2 separate regions of the Homo sapiens genome follow, and region 2 is linked to region 1. Evidence: read pairs that join two places in POLR2A ChIA-PET (ENCODE). Cell type or tissue: GM12878. All regions are shown on one strand. Links, peaks and the distances in the headings refer to the core of each region. The heading gives the core; the rest is flanking DNA.

Evidence for each region. Peaks named below come from ENCODE experiments on the same cell type or tissue, not always from the same donor. Only the 100,000 strongest peaks of a DNase experiment are listed, where the experiment ranks them.
Region 2: POLR2A ChIA-PET joins it to region 1 with 5 read pairs; 9 of 35 experiments call an interaction of 5 or more read pairs at or near these places.

Annotation. Positions count from the first base shown.
Region 1 is chr7:100,277,216-100,285,799 of GRCh38, forward strand. No RefSeq gene overlaps it. Among named protein-coding and RNA genes, the nearest start is that of SPDYE3, 26 kb to the right of the region's middle. In GM12878, for the core only: no CTCF peak of the experiment used is centred there; no DNase peak of the experiment used is centred there.
Region 2 is chr7:100,409,503-100,418,086 of GRCh38, forward strand. It overlaps ZCWPW1 (zinc finger CW-type and PWWP domain containing 1), which reads right to left. Exons shown (of 18, transcript NM_001386010.1): 6 at 7,564-7,681; 7 at 6,803-6,954; 8 at 6,473-6,595; 9 at 1-42. Among named protein-coding and RNA genes, the nearest start is that of ZCWPW1, 15 kb to the right of the region's middle. In GM12878, for the core only: no CTCF peak of the experiment used is centred there; no DNase peak of the experiment used is centred there; H3K27ac peaks cover 1,059 bases.

The DNA of each region.
Region 1 (8,584 bases), core at 406-8,405:
TATAGCAACAAAAATAGATTAAGACAGGGTCATAGACCCTGCTTCTTGATGGAGGAGTGACAAAGTTACTTTGTGGAAGAGCATGTTGGATGAAGTTACTATTGCAGCCATTTTGGGAAAATACAACTCGCCATTTAGAAACGTGAAGTCCTGGAGAAGGTGTGGCTGTGGAAGCTGCCACAGCTTCATTTTCTTTCTGCCTGCCTGCCTGCCTGCCTGCCTCTCTCCCTCTCTCTCTCTTTTTTTTTTGAGACAGAGTCTCGCTCTGTTGCCCAGGCTGGAGTTCAGTGGTGTGATCCTGGCTCACTGCAATCTCCGCTTCCTGGATTCAAGTGATTCTCATGCCTTAGCCTCCCAAGTAGCTGGGACTACAGGCGCCCACCACCACACCCAGCTAATTTTTGTATAGTAGAGATGGGGGTTCACCATGTTGGCTAGGCTGGTCTCGAACTCCTGACCTTAAGTGATCCACCCACCTCAGCCTCCCAAAGTGCTGGGATTACAGGCGTCAGCCACTGTGCCTGGCCCACAGCTTCATTTTCTTATCAGGCCAGTTCTGCCCCACGGTGCTGGGTAAGGGTCCTAGAACTTTAAGCCTAGACTTTATTTCTTCAGCTTTCCAAAAGATCCTGTTCTCTTTTCAATGTTTTAAAATTAAGCTTTTTGGCCAGGTACTATAGCTCATGTCTGTAATCTCTGCACTTTGGGAGGCCAAGGTGGGAGGATCGCTCGAGGCCAGGAGTTTGTGACAAGTTTGGCCAATACAGTGAAACCTTGTCTCTATAAAATAAATAAATAAAATAAGGCTTGTTATCTTAAGATAATTGTAGATTCACTTGCAATTGTAAGAGATTATTACCCAGAGAGCCCTCGTGCCCTTCATGCAATTTCCCCCAACGGTAACAGCTTGCAAAACTAGAGTACAATCTCACAACCAGGAAATTGCCTTCAATACCATCCACTGAACTTACCCAGGTTCTATCAGTTTTACATGTAATTGTGTGTGTGTGTTTAGTTCCATGCAATTTACTCAGTGCTCTAAAAATAGACTCTTCATCTTACAATGTTTTTAAATTTACAGAAAAATTGTTAAGACAGTAGGATTCTCATATATCCTGTACCATTTCCCCCTTTTATTAACATCTTGCACTGGTATAGTATATTTGTTACCGTTAATGAACTGAAGTTAATACATTGTAATTAACTGAAGTCCATACTTTAGTTAGACCTCCTTAATTTTTACCAATTTCCTTTTTCTTTTCTTTTTCTTTTTTTTTTTTTTTTTTTTGAGACAGAGTTTCACTCTTGTTGCCCAGGCTGGAGTGCAATGGCGCAATCTTGGCTCACTGCAACCTCCGTCTCCCCGGTTCAAGGGATTCTCCTGCCTCAGCCTCCCGAGTAGCTGGGATTACAGGCATGCGCCACCACCCCGGCCAATTTTGTATTTTTAGTAGAGACGGGGGTTTCTCCATGTTGGTCAGGCTGGTCTTGAACTCCCGACCTCAGGTGATCCACCCACCTCAGCCTCCCAAAGTGATGGGATTATAGGTGTGAGCCACCGTGCCCGGCCCAATTTCCTTTTTCTGTCCGAAGATCCCATCCATGACACCATGTGACATTTAGTAGTAATGTCTTCTTAGGCTCCTCTTGGCTGTGATAGTTTACAAAAAAAAAATTAATTTTCTTTGAGACAGTCTCACTCTGTCACTCAGGCTGGAGAGTAGTGGTGTGATCATAGCTCACTGCAGCCTCAATCTCCTGGGCTCAAGTGATCCTCCCTCCTCAGCCTCCCATATTTTTAATACAGACAGGGTTTCACCATGTTGGCTAGGCTGGTCTTGAACTCCTGACCGCAGGTGATCTGACCTCAGGTGATCTGCCCGCCTCGGACTCCCAAAGTGCTGGGATTACTGGTAGGAGCCACCACACTTGGCCAGTTTACTTGATATTTTAAAAATAAATTCCTCTGCTATGTAAACTGACCAGAATGGATTCTGTTGATTGCAACTAAGACCCATAACTGATACAGTTGGCATTCAAGCCTCACGCTGGCTAATTTTGTGTGTGTGTGTGTGTGTGTGTGTGTGTGTGTGTGTGTGTGTGTGGTAGAAATGGAGTCTTGCTATGTTGCCCAGGCTGGTCTCAAACTCCTGGCCTCAAGTGATCCTCCTGCCTTGGCTTCCGAAGAGCTGGGATGACGGTGTGAGCCACCACACCTGGTCAGTTTATTTGACATATTAAAAATAAATTTGTGGCTAGGCGAGGTGGCTCACACCTGTAATCCCAGCACTTTGGGAGGCCAAGGCGGGTGGATCACTTGAGGTCAGGAGTTCGAGACCAGCCTGGCCAATATGGTGAAACCCCATCTCTACTAAAAATACAAAAATTAGCTGGATGTGGTGGCACACGCCTGTAATTTCAGCTACTTGGGAGGCTGAGGTGGGAGAATAGCTTGTACCCTGGAGGCGGAGGTTGCGGTGAGCCAAGATCGTGCCACTGCACTCCAGCCTGGGCAATAGAGCAAGAATTCGTCTCAATAAATAAATAAATAAATTCATTCATTCATTTCTTTGCTATGTAGACTGACCAGAGTAGATTCTGTTGCTTGCAGCTAAGACCCATAACTGATGTACTTGGCATTCAAGGCTCACTGTGGTGTGGTCTTTGCTTACATCTCTGGTCCCATCTGCCACTATTCCCAGCCTAGTACTTTACCTTCCAGTGAGAGATCTCTCTCCTTCTTCCATACTCTCTCATGGCCTCTGACTCTTGTACAGGCTGACAGATCCATATTTATTTCACCTCTGTCATCACCTCCTCTGGGAAGCTTTCTGTGATTTTTCCCAGCAGCGTGGGGTGCCTGCCTCTCACCTGTATGTCCACAGTTCTTCGGGGCAGGGCCATATGCTCGTTAAAATCATGGTTTCTGGCCAGGTATGGTGGCTTATGCCTGTAATCTCAGCACTTTGGGAGGCCAAGCGGGCGGATCACTTTGAAGTCAGGTGTTCAAGACCAGACTGGCCAATATGGCAAAACCCCTCTACTAAAAATACAAAAATTAGCTGGGTGTGGTGGTTTATGCTTGTAATCCCAGCTACTTGGGAGGCTGAGGCAGGCAAATCACTTGATCACTTGAACCTAGGTGGTGGAGGTTGCAGTGAGTGGAGATTGTACCACTACACTACAGCCTGGGCAACAGAGACTGTCTCAAAAAAAAAAAAAAAAAAAAGGCCGGGCGCTGTGGCTCACGCCTGTAATCCCAGCAGTTTGGGAGGCCTAGGCGGGCAGATCACAAGGTCAGGAGATCGAGACCATCCTGGCTAACACAGTGAAACCCCGTCTCTACTAAAAAATACAAAAAATTAGCTGGGCGTGGTGGCGGGCGCCTGTAGTCCCAGCTACTCTGGAGGCTGAGGCAGGAGAATGGCGTGAACCCAGGAGGCAGAGCTTGCAGTGAGCCGAGATCGTGCCACTGCACTCCAGCCTGGGCAACAGAGCGAGACTCTGCCTCAAAAGAAAAAAAAACACAAAAAACAACAACAAAAAAAAAAACAAAAAAAGGCCGGGGGGGTGGTGGCTCATGCCTGTAATCTCAGCACTTTGGGAGGCTGAGGCGAACAGATCATGAGGTCAGGAGTTTGAGACCAGCCTGGCCAACATGGTGAAACCTTGTCTCTACTAAAAATACAAAAATTAGCCAGGTGTGGTGGCGGGAACCTGTAATCCCAGCTACTTGGGAGGCTGAGGCAGGAGAATCGCTTGAACCTGGGAGGCAGAGGTTGCAGTGAGCTGAGATCGTCCCATTACACTCCGGCCTGGGTGACAAGAGCAGGACTCCGTTTCAAAAAAAAAAAAAAAATCGTGGTCTCTGATGTCAGACATAGCTGAGTTCTGACACTGCCTTCTTCTAGCTGTGTGGTTTTAGGCATGTTGTTTATTTTTTATTTATATTTTTATCTTATTTTATGATTATTTTTCTTATTATTTTTTGACAGAGTCTCACTCTGTCGCCCAGGCTGGAGTGCAGTGGCGTGATCTCAGCTCACTGCAACCTCCGCCTCCCAGGTTCAAGCAATTCTCCTGCCTCAGCCTCCTGAGTAGCTGGGACTACAGGCGCATGCCACCACACCCAGCTAATTTTTGTATTTATAGTAGAGACGGGGTTTCACCATGTTGGCCAGGCTGATCTCGAACTCCTGACCTCAAGTGATCTGCCTGCCTTGGCCTCCTAAAGTATTTTATTATCTTTTTTTTAAAAAAGAGATGGAGGTTTTACTAAGTTGCCCAGGCTGGTCTTGAATTCCTGGACTCAAACAATCCTCCTGCTTTGGCCTCCCAAAGTGCTGGGATTACGGTCATGGATGTGATTACCACCACACCCGGCCTGAACACACCGTTTAATCTCTGTGAATGCTCTTTTCCTCCTAGGTAAAACAGCATAATAAGAGTTCCTGACTCATAGGTTGCAACAAAAACTGAAGAAAATGCTAAAAAGTGCACAGCATGGCCGGGCACAGTGGCTCGCGCCTGTAATCTCAGCACTTTGGGAGGGCGAGGTGGGCGGATCACGAGGTCAAGAGATTGAGACCATCCTGGCCAACATGGTGAAACCCCGTCTCTACTAAAAATACAAAAATTAGCCAGGCGTGGTGGAGGGCACCTGTAATCCCAGCTACTCGGGAGGCTGAGGCAGGAGAATTGCTTGAACCTGGGAGGCAGGAGAATTGCTTGAACCTGGGAGGCGGAGGCTGCAGTGAGCCGAGATCGCACCACTGCACTCCATCCAGCCTGGCGACTTGAGTGAGACTCCGTCTCAAAAAAAAAAAAAGCAAACAGCACACAAATTAGGCCCATGGTCAATGTTAGCTGTGGTCATTCCTATGATCATGCCCAGAAGCCCTGACCTGTCATTCGTGGCATGAAGTTGAAATGGTCCGATTCCATGGGGGCTGTCACTTCCCTTATACCAGTTGCTTAGCTCCAGGATGGCAGAGGCCACTCCTTTTTCATCTTTCTATTCTCAGAGTTGACCTACAAATAGGTGTTTGTCAAGTGGCCTAAATGGATTACCCACCCCAGCTCCTGTAGTTCCTGCCACATGGGACACCATGAGAATCTTCTTTTCTAGCTCTGTGCCAGGAAAGCTTTTGCTGCCTCCGAAGACCTGGGAAGTTTTCTGCTTGGGGACAATTAGGCAACATGGCTCAAGGGCTGCTGCTGGTATCTGGAGTCTGTTAGCCTGGGTCCCTTCCCTTCCCCTTCCCCTTCCCTTCCCCTTCCCTTCCCCTTCCCTTCCCCTTCCCTTCCCCTCCCCTTCCCCTCCCCTTCTCCTCCCCTTCCCCTTACCCTCCCCTCCCCTTCCCCTCCCCCTCCCCTCCCCCTTCCCTTCCCCCCCTTCCCCTTCCCTTCCCCCTCCCCTCCCCTTTCTTTCTTTCTCTCTCTCTCTCTTTCTTTCTTTCTTCTTTCTTTCTCTTTCTTTCTCTCTCTCTCTCTCTCTCTTTCTTTCCTGTTTTTTTTTTTTTTGGAGTCTCACTCTGTTGCCCAGGCTGGAGTGCAGTGGCACGATCTCAGCTCACTGCAACCTCTGCCTCCCAGGTTCAAGCAATTCTCCTGCCTCAGCCTCCCGAGTAGCTTGGAGCTTGGACTACAGGCGCCTGCCACCACGCCCGGCTAATTTTTTGTATTTTTAGTAGAGATGGGGTTTCACCATGTTAGCCAGGATGGTCTCAATCTCCTGACCTCATGATCCACCCGCCTCGGCCTCCCAAAGTGCTGGGATTACAGGCGTGAGCCACCGCGCCCAGCTAATTTTTGTATTTTTAGTAGAGATGGAGTTTTACCATGTTGGTCAGGCTGGTCTTGAACTCCTGACTTTAGATGATCCATCCGCCTTGGCCTCCCAAAGTACTGGGATTACAGGCATGAGCCACTGCACCCAGTCTAACCTGGGTTTCAATCCCAGCTGTGTGGCTTGCATCCTGTGTGAACCTTGGTGGAGTTGTTTCCCTCTCTGTGCCTCATTTCCTTATCTGCTAGTTTGGCCTGACACACAGGACCGGCTACGTAATTTGCAGGGCCCGTTCCAAAATGAAACTTGAGGGCTCTTGTTGAAAAATTATTAAGGATTTCAAAATGGCCACCGTACAGCATGAAACCGAGTGTGTAATTGCATGGCTCATGCCCCCTGAGACCGGCTCTGCTGACACTCACCCAGAGTACGTGCTGGTTTTTTCCTATCTTGCTCAGTGCTCTGTCCACAGTCCCTAGAACAGTAGGTACAGACTGAATACATGTTTATTGAATAGGCCGGGTGCAGTGGCTCATGCCTGTAATCCCAGCACTTTGGGAGGCTGAGACAGGTGAATCACATGAGGTCAGGAGTTCGAGACCAGCCTGGCCAACATGGCGAAACTCCGTCTCTACTAAAAATACAAAAAGTAGCTGGGTGTGGTGGCTCATGCCTGTAATCCCAGCTACTCAGGAGGCTGAGGCAGGAGAATTACTTGAACCTGGGAGGTGGAGGTTGCAGTCAGCAGACATCGAGGCATTGCACTCCAGCCTGGGTGACAGAGCAAGAATCCATCTAAAAAAAAAAAAAGTTTATTGAATAAACAAACAAATAAATAACTAAATGGGCACTTTAAAATACAAATATTAGCTAGGCATGGTGGTGCCTGCTTGCAGGCTTGTGGTCCCAGTTACTTGGGAGTCTGAGGTGGGAGAATTGCTTGAGCCCAGGAGTTTGAGGCTACAGTGAGCTGTGATTGCACCACTACACTCCAGCCTGGGTGACAGAGTGAGACCCTATCTCAAAAAAAGAAAAAAAAAATTCCTCTTTATCCTTGATTTTAAGTGGTTTAATAATGATAAAACCCTATATAGACATATTAATTTATGCTGTTTGTTCTTGGAGTGTTTTTGATTTGAGGACTTATGTCTTTTTAGTTCTTTTTTCTTTCTTTTCCTTTTTTTTTTTTTTTTTTGAGATGGAGTCTTGCTCTGTCACCCAGGCTGGAGTGCAGTGGCACGATATTGGCTCACTGCAACCTCTGCCTCCCGGGTTCAAGGGATTCTCCTGCCTTAGCCTCCTGCGTAGGTGGGACTACAGGTGCATGCCACCACGCCAGGCTAGTTTTTGTATTTTTAGTAGAGACGAGGTTTCACCATATTGGCCAGGCTGGTCTGGAACTCCTGACCTCAGTTGATCCACTTGCTTCGGCCTCCCAAAGTGCTGGGGCTATAGGCATGAGTCAACATGCCCAGACTAGTTTTTGAAAATTCTCATTGATTGTCCATCATATGTTGCTTCTCTGTGATTTTCTGCTGTTTTTCTAAAACTTCCATTAGCCCTATGTTGCAATCCCTCCATCTTTCTCCCATTTCTCATAATTGCTCTTTTGTGAATTTCATCTTTGGTTCCTAGTGCTCTTGTGTTGGTCTGGACCCTTCTAGTAACAGAACGGCCATCTGAATGGAGGTCCATGCAGGGTTTCTCTCTCTCTCTTTTTAGAGACAAGGTCTTTTCTTTTTTTTCTTGCTTCATTGTCTATGCTGCAGTGCAGTGGTGTGATCTTGGCTCACTGCAATCTCTGCCTCCCAGGTTCAAGCAATTCTCCTGCCTCAGCCTCCCAAGTAGCTGGGATTACAGGTGCATGCCACCACACCCGGCTAATTTTTGTATTTTTAGTAGAGATGGGGTTTCACAATGTTGGCCAGGCTGGTCTCGAACTTCTGACCTCAGGTGATCTGCCTGCCTTAGCCTCCCAAAGTGCTGGGATTACAGGTGTGAGCCACTGCACCTGGCCTAGAGACAGGATCTTGCTCTGTTGTCCAGGCTGGAGTGCAGTGGTGCAATCCTAGCTCACTGCAACCCCCAACTCCTGACTTCAAGAGATCATTTCTCCTCAGTCTTCAGAGCAGCCGGGACTACAGGTGCATGCTACCATGCCTGGCTAAGGTTTCTCTCAAAAGTGACACTGAGATCTGAAGGGTGGCAAAATGTCATTTAGGAACAGGGGAAGATAGGGCTGGGGGAGTCCTCCAGGCAATAGAAACAGGATTTATGAAGATGAGATGGTGCCTGACACAAAGGGCTGGGATGGGTGCAGATTGGAAGCCACCAGAAGGCTCTAGCCCAAGAGAAGACTTGACACATTGGCAGATTCTTCTGGCTGCCTTGTGGAGTAGAGGACAGGAGAAGGTCAAGGGCAGGGGTGGGGAATCCAGCCTGGAAGTGACTGCAGCCTAGCTGAGAGAGCCGTGGTGGCCAGGACCAGTGAGGCAGCAGCGTGGATGGAGAGAGAGGAGGGATGCAGAGATGTTTAGGACATGAGCTGGCTGGTGATGGATAGCATGGGGCAGGCTGGTGGTGGTAAGGGGTCCAGGGTCCAGCTGCCACTAGGAGGGTGGGTAGGTTTGGGCACAAGCCCTTGTCTTTCTGATCCTTGTTCAGGTGAGATCCCCCTGCACAGATTTCACCTGCTTTTTTTTTTTTTCCTGAGCCATTTCAGACTGCCTCCTGGGGATGCGGTCTGCATGATTTTATTTATTTATTTATTTATTTAGACAGAGTCTTGCTCTGTTA
Region 2 (8,584 bases), core at 366-8,365, 130 kb after region 1:
CACAGTTTGGGAAGGAACACTGGACCCAGACCAGACATTGACCTGTGAGAGGAAAAAAATGAAATAAGAGACTTAAAAATATGCTCTTCCTTCTTTAATCCAACTAAAATCAGGATAACCCTCCCAACTCCCAGAATGACATAGCCAGAGAGACATTAGAGATCAACCAGCCCGATCCCTGACTTATAAGAGGGAAACCAAGGCTCAAAGAGGTAACTGGCTTGCTGAGGATTAGCTAACTTGGCGATAGAGCTGAACTTAGAACTCAAGTCTCATGCCTTGATCTTTTTCCTGTACTAGGCTACCATGTCTCCCTGCCCCAAGGCTGAAAGGAATGTTTCTTGTATTGACAGTTCTTAAATTGAAAGGTTGCCTGGCATCTTTCCAGATAGTGCCTTGTTCTCTGCTGGCATGACACTACTGAAAAGTTCTTTTGAAGGGCTAACCTGCATCTCTTTTGTGCACAACATCCAGAGTTCTTATCCAAATCTCAACTGATTTACCTGTCACCAAATCACCAAGTTGCAAACTTTAGGACCAACAGTGTCTGAGTTCACTCTTCTCCAAAAGACACAGGTCTAAGCCTATCACTTCTCCATCAACTATTAACTCTGGGCCCTGCTCAAAGGCCAAGCCTTCCTTTTATCCATTACCTTCCAGACCCCCACCTCTCCTAAGCTGACCCATGTCCCTCAGCCTCTCCTCTCTCCCACCAAAACTCTTCCATTGTGGTCTTGGAAAGTCCATTGACTCGAGCAACAAAAGTCCACATATCCTCAACCTCAAATCTGAACTTCTATCTCCTTTCTGAAGCCTGGAGACCCACTAATGACACTGCCCCACCTAAACCACCCCCACCTACAACCCTGTAAGTGCAGTCAGTTCCTCTCACACTCCCCATGTCTCTTGGGACAGAAAGTCAGGCTGGCATTATCATTGCCCCATTGCTACTACTCTCCAACTCTTATAAAAACTTCCTCCCTTGAGGTCTATGCCATGGGACTATCCTCACCTCTCATCTCCCTTGTAGAGATGCTGGTATCTGATTCAGTCTTCTCTCCACCTCCTGCCTTCATTCCAAATGACCTCTACATCCACAGGAACTCCTCATACAGCACCCCATTATTTCAGTCCCTTGACTTTTTTCTTCATGTCACCTCTGGAACCCACTCCCACTCCTGCATGCCCCACCCAGTCATCTGCAGGAACTGCACACCCTCTGAGCCACTCATCCAAACATCCTATCTACAAAAATGCCCCGTCTTCCACCTCACTTGCTCAAAGACTCCTATAGCAACTTTCATTTTATCTAGCTCTCCAACCCACTGCCCACTACCATCCTCTCCATCTGGAAGCAACTTTCATTCTTCACTCTGTTCCACTCTGGTTTGATTACTTGACATTTACTTGGATTCTCTTGTAGACACCTTCAGCTCCCTTTCCCACTGTCGTTCTTCCCACCCAGGTGGCAAAACACCAACCAGAATGAACCCTCTCCACCTTTTCTGAGCCTACACTCAAGCAATTGAGTTGACAGAGAAAAATCACATAACAGACACATAGGTATCGCTATATATTCACTATTTATTTATCAACCAACATATTTCTCCAGTAAGTTCACTCTCTCCCACTGCCAAATTTTACCTTAAATACCTGATCATAAAGGATGGCTCCTAATCCCATCCCTCCAGAATCATCCCTCAGAAAAGTTGACGTGCATTTGGGTCTTTTCAAAATATCACATATAAGGATCACTTTCGCAATTACTTTTTTTTTTTTTTTGAAACACAGTCTCGCTCTGTTGCCCAGGCTCAAGTGCGGTGGCGCAATCTCGGGTCACTGCAGCCTCCACTTCCCAGGTTCCAGTGATCCTCCCACTTCAGCCTCCCAAGTAGCTGAGACTACAGGCATGCACCACCACACCCAGAAAATTTTTTGTATTTATTGACAGAGGCAGGGTTTCCCCATGTTGCCCAGGCTGGTCTTGAACTCCTGGGCTCAAGTGATCCACCCTCCTCAGCCTGCCAAAGTGCTGGGATTACAGGGGTGAGCCACCATGCCCAGCCTCAATTACCTTATCTTGAAGAACAAAGTACTGGTTGGGACTAATATGTTAGTCTGAAATGACAGTTGCCAATAGTAGTTTTGGATGTTTACAGAGGTGAGCTAGCAAGACTAGAAAAAAAGAGTAGGAGGAGAGGCCAGGAGTCATATATATTAATACAGATCAATAATAATACAAATTGTTAGCTGTGAAAGCAGTGAGTACTCATAAGAAAATGAGTAGGAAAAAATCACTATAATGATATGGAACTGGAAATTTATGGCTTGGAATAATATTTTTGACAAGAACATTGTACTTTTTTAAAAGTTCAAGTAACCTAAAGGAGAAGATAATGTGCTCTGGAAAACTGTGTTTGATGCCCGGATGTGGCTCTATGATCATGAAGACTGATGTCACAGACACATGTTAAGAGGATTTCACTTGACCACTCATTCTTGAAACACTAGTTTCCTGGGTTCTGTGATGTCTCATTCTCCTGTCCCCCTCCCCCTGATTTTACTGGCAAGCTTCCCCCTCAGTCTCCTTTGCTGGGTTCTCTTCGTTCTTCAATCTCTAAATGTCAGGGGTCCCAAAGCCCAATCATGGGCCTTCTCTCCCCATGATACACTTTCTCCTGAGGCAAGCTCACTCATTCCCATGGCTTTGAAATCTATTTTCATACCTGACAGAACACAGCTGTCTACTTACAGCCTCTGTTCTGAGCTCGAGATTCCTAAGCCGCCTTGCTCTTTGACATCTCTATTTGGATGTCTCACAAGGATCTCAAACCTAAATGTACCCAAACCTGAATGCTTCATCTTATATTACAAATTTTTTCTTCCTCCGCTCTTTCCCATCTCCCTTCACATAACTGTTCAAGACAGAAACCAATCATCCTTGACATACCTTCTCCTGCTCCAACCTTCCAGTATCTAATTCATTACCAACTTCTAACAATTTTACCTCCAAAACATACCTTAAAACCATCCACTTTTCTCTTTCTCTATTTTGATCATCCTAATCCATTTTATTTTTTTTTTATTTATTTTTTTTGAGACGGAGTCTCGCTCTGTCGCCCAGGCTGGAGTGCAGTGGCACGATCTCCACTCACTGCAAGCTCTGCCTCCTGGGTTCACACCATTCTCCTGCCTCAGCCTCCCGAATAGCTGGGACTACAGGCGCCCGCTACCACACCCGGCTAATTTTTTGTATTTTTAGTAGAGACGGGGTTTCACCATGTTAGCCAGGATGGTCTTGATCTCCTGACCTCGTGATCCACCCGCCTCGGCCTCCCAAAGTGCTGGAATTACAGGCATGAGCCACCACGCCCAGCCTTATTTTTTAAATATATATTTTTTTGAGACAGGGTCTTGCTCTGTTACCCATGCTGGAGTGATGTGGTATGAACATAGCTCACTGCAACCTCAAACTCCTGGGCTCAAGTGATCTTCCTGCCTCTGCCTCCCAAAGTGCTGGGATTACAGGTGTAAACCACTGTGCTCAGCCATCATCTTAATCAAAGCCTAATACCTAATCCTAATACTAACTTCTTAACTGGTCTATTCTTCTTTTCTCCCCATACTCCATCTCCAATTAATCACCAAAGGATCCTTTTAAAACATTAATGTGAAGATGTCACTTCCCTGGTTAAAACCCACCAGTGGATTCCCCCTGCACTTAGGATAAAATGTTCACTCTGTACATGGTCTTTGACCTAGCCACTGCCTCCCTCTTTCCAGTTATCCAGAGCCACGTTCCCAACTTGCCTCCCCTTGCTCTCTGAGCTCCGCAATCACACTGGCTTTCTTTTAGTATCTGGAACATACCACACTTTACCCTACCTAAAACTCTTTCTTCACTTGGATAACTTCTACTCTGCCTTCAGGTTTCAGCTGAAATACTGTTTCCTTAGAAATGCACTCCCTGACCAGCCCAATCTTACTTCCTCTCATGACACACTGCTCTTTTCCTTCTCTGTACTTAATGCAAATTGTATTCATTAAATACTCCTTCCTACTTCAGGAGCACTCACCTCTCCTTGGCAACTGTAAGAAATGGGAAGAATGGTTTATTTATAGCAGGAGGCTAATAAATCCACTACAATCACAATTCAACTCACAATCACCTAGAGGGTGAACCCTCATCTGCCAGCCTAAGATCTAGTCCATGCAGTAATTCTTTTTTTTCCATTTCTTTTTTAATATAAATTCACTTTTTTTCTTTTTTATAGAGACGGGGGTCTCACTATGTTACCCAGGCTAGTCTGGACTCAAGCAAGCTTCCTGCCTCAGCCTCCCAAAGTGCTAAGATTACAGGTGTGAGCCACTGCGCCAGGCCTCTTACAGTAATTCTGAGTACAGGAGACAGAGCAACACAAATCTAATGACACCAATTTATTTGAGCTAACCAGAGATCAGGTCAGTGGGGTCTGCAGTACCCCAAAAGTTCTCAACAAGCACATCTGAGTTTATATAGTCACATAAAACCAAAAGAAAAACCTTTTAGTTTCCTTTTTGACTCTACCTAGAAACTCCCTTCGGGTAGTCTGAACTCCAGGCCACCTGGTTGTTCAAATTAGACTTATACCTCAGTGCCTTATGTTACTATGTCATTATAACAAGAGGAATGGTTTATTGACCTGAACTACCTTGTTTGGTGCCTGCATAGTCTTGGAGTTTTCTTCCAAGTATGTGCAAACTATATTATGCTTCCACAACCAAAACCACATATATGTACACATACAGATTAGACACTACGTAACTTTTTATTCCACTGTTTCTTAAAGTTGGAACTTGTTCTGTCTTTTTGTATTATGTTTTGTTTTGGGGTTTTTGTTTTTGTTTGGTACAAGCCTGTTTAGATTGTTGTCTATTTATTTAGTTTTTTAGAGACAGGGTCTTGCTCTGTCACCAAGGCTGGAGGGCAGTGGCACAATCATCGCTCACTGCAGCCTCCAATTCCTGGGATCAAGAGATCCTCCCACCTCAGCCTCTTGAACAGCTAGGACTACAGGCACTACCACTACATCCAGCTAATTTTTTTTTTTCTTGTAGAGATGAGGGTCTCACTGTGTTGCCCAAGCTGGTCTCAAACTCCTGGTCTCAAGTGATCCTCCTGCCTTGGTATTTTTGAATTTTTGAACACACTAGTATATTGTATGATCTGTTTTATTTCTTGTCATAAAATTTACCATTATCAGGCTGGGCACGGTGGCTTACACCTGTAATCCCAACACTTTAGGAGGCCGAAGCGGGCAGATCACAAGGTCAAGAGATCGAGACTATCCTGGCCAACATGGTGAAACCCCATCTCTACTAAAATTACAAAAATTAGCTGGGCGTGGTGGCGCATGCCTGTAGTCCGAGCTACTAGGGAGGTTGAGGCAGGAGAATCGCTTGAACCCGGGAGGAGAAGGTTGCAGTGAGTGGAGATCGCGCCACCGCACTCCAGCCTGGCGACAGAGCAAGACTCTATCTCAAAACGAAACAAAACAAAAAAACAAAAAACCCCTCCCTCAACTCCGTACCCATTTTTTTTTTTTTTTTTTTTTTTTTTTAGACAGAGTCTCCCTTTGTTGCCCAGGCTGGAGTGCAGTGGCACAATCTTGGCTCACTGCAACCTCCGTCTCCTGGGTTCAAGCGATTCTCCTGCCTCAGCCTCCAAGTAACTGAGACTACAGGCGCATGCCACCATACCCAGCTAATTTTTGTATTTTCAGTAGAGATGGGGTTTCACCATATTGGTCAGGCTGGTCTTGAACTCCTGACCTTGTGATCCACCCACCTCGGCATCCCACAGAGCTGGGATTACAAGCATGAGCCACCATGCCCAGCCTCCATTCCTTTTTATCTACCATTTTCTCCCTCTTACTTTCCCTATCTAAACTAATTGAAAAAGTGTCTACTCTTCAACCAGCTATAAGCTGCCATTCACGCTTATCAACTCTTTCAGTAGCTATAACCAAACCGCTAATGGCTTCCTAATTGTGATGTCCTTGAGCTTATGTTTATCCTCTTTGATTTCTTTACGATGGCATTCGACATGGCTGAGCATCCCTCTTTCTTTAAATTCTCTCCTCCCCTGGGATCTATAATACCACTCCTTATTTTTCTATTACCTTTCTTACCACATCTTCTATTACCTTTTTTACCACATTATCTCAAACTATTACCTTTCTTACCACATCTTCATTTTCTTCCTGGGAAACATCTAAAATGCTTTGTACACAGTAGGCACCCAACAACTATGGATTATGTGAATAAATGACTGAATGAATGAAATTATTCTTTCGGCAGCATATTCTGCAACAAGCAGCTGTGAGAGATTGACTATATTCTTTGCAGAGGTTCCTCTAACATCCTAACCCTGCCTCTCTGCTCTATTTCAAATTTTCAGGCCAAGTAGGTTTGCCAAACCAGCTAAACTCACCAAAACCACTTATCTCTCCTTTTTGCTGGTCCCTGATCTGAGAATGATCCTGAACTGTTTTCTTTAGTCGGTCTTCCTGTCTGTGCTCATGTCCACCTTGAGTTTTCTCCACCTTCTCATCTTCTGGGAAGAAAAAAGAAAACGTGAGGTGGGGAGATGAAGAAGACAATCTTTGTAGATAGTAAAGGTCAGTGAAAGAAGGAAGAAGAATCACAGCCTAATAGTCTCAAGTCTTGGGCTGAAAATTCTCAGCCTGCCCATGGTCCCATTCCCTAATTTCCTGGAGCTAGTACTTGAGCCAGGCTTCAAAGTATATCTGACTGTACTTACGAGCTTCCTTCTTTCTTTTGCTTAAGGTGAGTCTATTGGATTTCTTCTTAGAGGGTGCAGGATCTGGCTGGCCTAACTTAGATGTCCTTATCTCAGGGGCAGCTTCACCTTCCCAAGACACTGAAATCTCTTGAGTATGTGGTACCTCCTCTCTGAAAATGAGGTTTTATTTTAATGAAAGGTAAAAATAGAGCAATTGCAGAACTCTTCTTCTGAAAAAACCCGAGTAAAAGGAAGACAGATGAATCCTAAGCTCTCTAAGACCTCCTGAGGCCATTTCATCCATCTACTTGCCTATTTTTCCCAACTCAAACAGGTATCTTTCCTGAGCTGAGAGAAATCTATAGAAATATGATAAATGGGCTGGGCCTGGTGGCTCACGCCTGTAATCCCAGCACTTTGGGAGGCCAAGGCGGGTGGATCACAAGGTCAGGAGTTCGAGACCAACCTGGCTGATATGGTGAACCCCGTCTCTACTAAAAAGTATAAAAATTAGCCGGGTGTGGTGGCAGGCGCCTGTAATCCCAGCTACTCGAGAGGCTGAGGCAGGAGAATTGCTTGAACCCAGGAGGCAGAGGTTGCAGTGAGCTAAGATCACGCCACTGTACTCCAGCCTGGGCGACAGAGCGAGACTCCGTCTCAAAAAAAAAAAAAAAAAGAAATATGATAAATGACCAGATAGACAGACAGATAGATAGACTGACTGACCATGAATGTGTAGTCCATTCTGTGTTCAACTTGCCTCACTGAAATAAACTTACCCATTAGCATTATCAGTATCAGTAGCAGAAGCAGTAATTCCTGGCTCCTTGTCTGATTGGGTAGATACTACGGGCTGGGCACAAGAAGTCTCTGCAAAATCAAGGCCAGATCCCATCCCTCCCAAAACAAAATACTATAAGCAGAGAAGCAAAAAAACGAAAAAGCCACTCTATTACTCCCTAACATTTTCTCTAAAGTGTCTTCTCCCTGTAGCCTGAAAGAGCCTACCTGTCATATCACAGAACTTTAAATATTTAAATTTTCAGGAAAAACTACAAATATGTATCTTTCTGCAAGCCTTTCCAGATCGATCTGCCTCATTCCAGGATGGCCAGGTAATGATAATTTTGTGTACATAAAAAAATTATAGGCCAGGCATGGTGGCTCACGCCTGTAATCCTAACACTTTGGGAGGCCGAGGTGGGTGGAATGCCAAACCTCAGGAGTTCAAGACCAGCCTGGGCAACATGGTGAAACCCTGTCTCTACTAAAATACAAAAAATTTGCCAGGCACGGTGGCATGCACCTGTAGTCCCAGCTTCTCGGGAGGCTGAGGCAGGAGAATTTCTTGAACCTGGGAGGCGGAAGTTGCAGTGAGCCAAGATCATGCCACTGCACTCTAGCCTGGGCAACAGAGTGAGACTCCATCTAAAAAAAAAAAAAATTATATGTACTGTATTTTATATCATTTGTTGCTCAAACGCCTAGGAATAGAAGTATACCTAAGAATGGCTGAAATGTCAGACTGTTCTCTTCAGCCTCATGAACTTATGGAAAAGCCTTCATAGAGGTTTTTGGTTTTTTGGTTTTTGGTTTTTGTTTTTTGGTTTTTTTTTGAGACAGAGTCTTGCTCTGTCGCCCAGGCTGGAGTGAGGTGGCGAAATCTCGGCTCACTGCAACTTCCGCCTCCCAGGTTCAAGCGATTCTCGTGCCTCAGCCTCCTGAGTAGCTGGGACTAGAGGTGCACGCCACCACGCCTGGCTAATTTTTATATTTTTAGTAGAGACGGGGTTTCACCAT